Regions from separate parts of the Homo sapiens genome. Here region 1 is linked to region 2. A link is a loop called in an ENCODE intact Hi-C map of the cell type or tissue named here. Cell type or tissue: MCF 10A. All regions are shown on one strand. Region 1 overlaps AZIN2 (antizyme inhibitor 2). Region 2 overlaps YARS1 (tyrosyl-tRNA synthetase 1).

Region 1 (2,500 bases), 310 kb after region 2:
CTAAGTAGAGCTGAAAGTATCTCATTTATTGATTCAGCAAATATTAATTGGGCATCTCTTCTGAGGCCAAGCATTATTCTAGGTGGGGATTTGGCAGTGAACAAAATAAAACAACAAAAGCCCTTCCTTCATGGAGCTTGTTTACAAAAAAAAAAAAAAAGATGAAATAAAGAAAATATTTAGTATTTTAGATGGAAAATGCTGTAGAGAGAAAGCAGGAAAGGGAAGTAAGGAATGTTGGGAGAGAGGATTGTACTTTTAGATAGTTTGGCCAGGGAATGGTTCACTGAGATTTGAATACAGACCCAAAAGAGCCAAGGGATCAAGCCAGGTAGATAACCAGGGAAAGGGCATTTCAGGCAGCAGGAACAGCAGGTGCAAAGGCCCTGAGGTGGGAGCAAGTCCAGTGGGCACTGCTTTGTGATATTGTCATTAGCACTATTTTCTTGGTGGTTAGTAATGGTTGCGTAATATGGCTGGATGTTGTGAGGAGAGTTCTAGAAAGGACTCCTGGAGTCCTGGGCAGGATGACAGGGCTGGAGCGACTCCAGGTTGGGGAGAGGTGTGCACTTGGCCGGGATGGTCAGAATGAGCAGGTTAACCTGTAGCAGGGACCGAATGTTAATGCCTTTCATGGTAGATGAGGTGCTTCCTCTTATCTTTGGGCTAGTTCATGCTTTGCACACCTCGTTTTGTGCATGTCTTCCACGAAGCTCTGTGAGGCACACAGTGGGAGAGACTGCCGTTCTACAGTTGAGGAAACCATGGGGTCAGCCATCTGTGGGTAGCAGAGCCAGGACGTCCTCGTTTCCCACTTCTTCCTGCGGTGCCCTGGGCCTCCACGTGGGATGAAAAGGAGCAGGATCCTTTCAGTCCCCGAGGTCTAGGGTGAAGAACAGGACCAAACCCCACTGCCTAGAGTTTTCTGCTTCAGGAACCCCAGGGGGAGGAGCTTGGTTCTGTAGAAGAAAGGGCAGAGTGAGGTGTTAAGGCTGAGAGAGACCTTGATGACAGCGGGGACTGGAGAAGCATCTGCCCTTTGCTGAGTGTGTCTGTTGTGTCAGGTACTTTGCCAAGTGTTTTCTGTACACGATCTCATTTTATTCTCACAACAGCCCTGTGAGGTAATTACTATTTTTTTTAATGGGGATTCTGACCGTAGCCTGGTGAGGACACATTTAACGTATAAGGAAATGAGAGATGGAGGTTCCGCATCAGGGTGGTGGCAGCTTGAGTCCTGCTGAGTTGCCTTGGACTCTGTTTTTTCCAAGGTGGCTGGGGAGAGGATGGCTGAGCTGGGATTCAGCCAGTGATGGATGCCCTCAGCCAACTGCAGGGGCGAGGAGAGACTTAAGCCCCCTCCCTGTGATGGGATCATGCAGACCCTTTGGTGCGCTTCTGGAGAGGTGGCTCCCCGACTTACAGCTTTTCTTGGAAGGCCAAGGCTGCCCTCTTCTGGTCGTCTGTAGTGGGTGGCCATGCTTAACAGCGTTGTGCCTTAGTGGACACTGACCAAGGGCCTGGCGTAAGCTAGGGCTGGATGTGCAGACAGACATGCGTTGGACGGGGGCCAGGGCCACAGCTTGCTCGGGGACTCTGGTCTACCCAGCCACCTGCCCGAGGACCACTGTATCATCTCTCCTGTCCCAATCGCTTGCCCTCTGTCTCCCTCAGCATCCTCCCATCTTAAAAAGCCTTTGCTGGGCAGCACATCCTCTTCCAGCCCAATCCCTTGCTCTCTTTTCGTGACCAAACTCAACCAAGTTGTCTGCACTTGCCTGTCTGCCCCCATTTTTTCTTTCCTTCAGTACTCCTTCCTTAAGCCATTGCTTCCCAGCCTCCACTTTCACTACTCCAAAGAATTTTCTCTTACCAACATCCCCAGTGAGCACTTACCAACATCCAGTGAGCACTTTACTTTAAACATGGATTGTGAACTAATAATACATGCAAATAACACATTGATTCATTCACCCCAAAAGAAACTAGGACATCAGCTTTATGTCTCCATAGATAATCACCAGGATGGTTTTGGTGGATATGTAGTATTTTTTTTTTTTTTTTGAGATAGAGTTTCGCTCTTGTTGCCCAGGCTGGAGTGCAGTGGCGCAATCTCGGCTCACCGCAACCTCCACCTCCCGGGTTCAAGTGATTCTCCTGCCTCAGCCTTCCGAGTAGCTGGGATTACAGGCATGTGCCACGATGCCCGGCTAATTTTGTATTTTTAATAGAGATGGGGTTTCTCCATGTTGGTCAGGCTGGTCTCGAACTCCCGACCTCAGGTGATCCACCCGCCTCGGCCTCCCAAAGTGCTGGGATTACGGGCATAAGCCACTGCACCCAGCCATATATATATATATTTTTTTTTGAGACAGAGTCTTGCTCTGTTGCCCAGGGTGGAGTGCAGTGGCGTGATCTCAGTTCACTGCAACCTCTGCCTCCCAGGTTCAAGCGATTCTCCTGCCTCAGCCTCCTGAGCAGCTGGGATTACAGGTGCCTA
Region 2 (2,500 bases):
CCAGCCAAGAAAGGGAACAATTACAGCTTTTTACCTGCAACTTCTCGAAGACTTTCTTCTTGGGCTTGAGCTCCTCATCTGGTTGGCCCTTTTCATAGCCCTTCACAAACACGTGCTCACCAGGAGCAGAGCCTGCCGGAGGGTCCAGAGGTTCAACCTGGCGGTTTATCCCTTCTCTGGGAAGACACAGGACAAGAGAAGAGTGAGGCTATGGATGGGTTCCAGTGACTGTGGAGGCCAAAGCAATCCGGGCCTTTACACAGGGGCCCTGATGGGATTTAGGGCATCCTCAGTACCAGAGCCCCAGGAGGTCCTCTTATCTTGCTACATCCCTGCATATCACCAGGGTTACATTAACCCAGGCTATACCAAAATTGTGTGTCAAGATACCAAAATCTGTGTTTCTAGGGGAGGAAGTATAAAATAACGTAGCGAGGACTTTATAGACATCAAAACTGGGATTTGAATCCCTGCTCCACTCCTTACTAGTAGTAAGACTTGGGTATGTACTGGTTTGAGCCCTCCATTTCTATTTTAACAAAATTAACTGTAGGTAAAATGCTTCATTAACAGTACTTGTACGATAAGTCCTTCATGCATCAACTTTTGGCATCAGCAAGGAAGAGGCACGTGTTCTCAGAGCTTCCACCTGGTGTGTGGAAGGACATCATATGGGCTGATTCCCTACTCTTCCTGGCCTCCCCAGGTCCTGTGCCCCACTCCAAGTCCTCACTCACATAGAAGCACACAGAAGCATGCCTTGGGACTCGACTCCTCTCATCTTCTGGGGTTTCAGGTTGCACAGCACCACTACCAGCCTGTCCTGCAGTTCCTCCTTGGGCACGAACTGTACCAGGCCGCTCACCACAGTCCGTGGTTCAGCTTCCCCCACGTCAATCTTCTCTACATACAGGCTGTCTGCATCTGGGTGCTGCCAGGGAGAGACGTCAGGAGGAAGAGGATCATCGTCCATTAGAGAAGCAGCCTGGTGAACTCTTGGATTCCGGAAAGGAGCATCCACTCCTTACAGAGGCCCCTGGAAAGACCCCCTAGAGCTAACTTTCTTTCCACGTCCCAGACAGCAGACAGGAGAATGGGCTCTGATGGTATACTCTGCTCTCAACTGAGGCCAGATTTGAGTAAAGTGGACCTAGATGCTTGTGTTAAGAGGTGGAAGGATCTCTAAGCCATCTGATGCAGGAGCACCAGCATTGATCTCAGGGTGGTTTTGGTGGTTGGGGTACACAGTGAGAAGCAAATCCATGTCGAAGGGAAAAAAAGCCCAGAACAATGGTCCCAGGCCACTGGGTGCATAACCTTCTGTCTCTGGGAAAAAGGAAGTCTTCCCTCCACCACTTTCTGAAGGGGGCAAAGTGGCCCATCCAAGATAAGGCCTGTAGCTAGTCCAGGCAAGCCGATAGGGATCAGGTGAGTCTATCAGACCAGATTTAACAGATAAACAAGTTCCCTCTGACTAACATCCGTCCCCCATGCTGAGTTCCTGGCTGTGTTTGGTTGCATAATATCCACAGGCAACAATCGCAACAGAAAGCCTGATGCCTGGAATTAGACACCTGCACTCTGACTTGCAATATGACCTCAGGATGTTACTTCCCATCTCCAGGCCACGTTTCCTCCGGATGGAAACAGACAAACCTGACCCCAATCTGCCTCTCTGAGATGTGGTGAAAAATGAGTACCTTCTCCACAGTGATGATTTTCCCCACACGGATATCCAGCCGGGATGGGATGACCTCCTCTGGTTCTGAATTCTTGGCAGGGCCTTTGGCCATTGGCTCTGGGAATGAGAAGAACCCCATGAGGTAGAATTCTTCCCTGTGGCAGGTCAGCTGCTGATCCCACCACGTTAAGACACTGAGATTAGGTAAGATTTAGTGTAGAATCCCCAGAGTCTAAACACTGAGTTGTAACTTCTTTAATACTGGGTTGGCAACCTTTCAGACATGACATACCTGATTTTCATCTGTTCTCTCCCTCAATTATTAGACTAGCGGGGAGGGAGCAGTAGTAGCTTTGCCTCCTTTAGGTATTTCCATTCATGCATTCCACATAGAATTTACTGAGTCTTGGCCAGGTGTGGTAGCTCACACCTGTAATTCTAGCACTTTGGGAGGCTGAGACGGGAGGATTGCTTAAGCCCAGGACTTCAAGACCAGGCTGGGCAACAGAGCCAGACTCTGTCTCTTTTAGAAAAAAAAAAAAAAAATTTTACTGAGTTACTGAGTTTTTTTCTGGAAGGGTCGCACAAAGCTATCAATGCCAATATCTTAGCATTACGCACAAGTGGATGGCCAACTAAGAGCCAGGCCCATGCACATAGAAGGAAACTGGGAGAATCTAAAGATAAGCTTCTCTAAGCTCTGCAGGCTCTGCCCAACAGCTGTGTAAGAAACTATCGATACCCTATATACCGGTTGGGTATAATAGGTCTAATCTAATTTCTATCATTTTTCTTTTTTTGAGACATAGAGTCTCACTC

What was found. Peaks named below come from ENCODE experiments on the same cell type or tissue, not always from the same donor. Only the 100,000 strongest peaks of a DNase experiment are listed, where the experiment ranks them.
Region 1: a loop joins it to region 2, with 6 times the contacts of the local background. A loop is called at or near these places in 2 of 110 quality-filtered maps.

Annotation. Positions count from the first base shown.
Region 1 is chr1:33,085,087-33,087,586 of GRCh38, forward strand. All of the region lies in intron 5 of AZIN2 (antizyme inhibitor 2), which reads left to right. Among named protein-coding and RNA genes, the nearest start is that of AZIN2, 5.2 kb to the left of the region's middle. In MCF 10A, a CTCF peak has its summit at 1,453 (motif pointing left); a DNase peak (open chromatin) is centred at 1,455.
Region 2 is chr1:32,779,348-32,781,847 of GRCh38, forward strand. It overlaps YARS1 (tyrosyl-tRNA synthetase 1), which reads right to left. Exons shown (of 13, transcript NM_003680.4): 10 at 1,701-1,798; 11 at 738-931; 12 at 35-176. Among named protein-coding and RNA genes, the nearest start is that of YARS1, 37 kb to the right of the region's middle. RefSeq lists an enhancer at 1,407-1,576. In MCF 10A, no CTCF peak of the experiment used is centred here; a DNase peak (open chromatin) is centred at 1,544.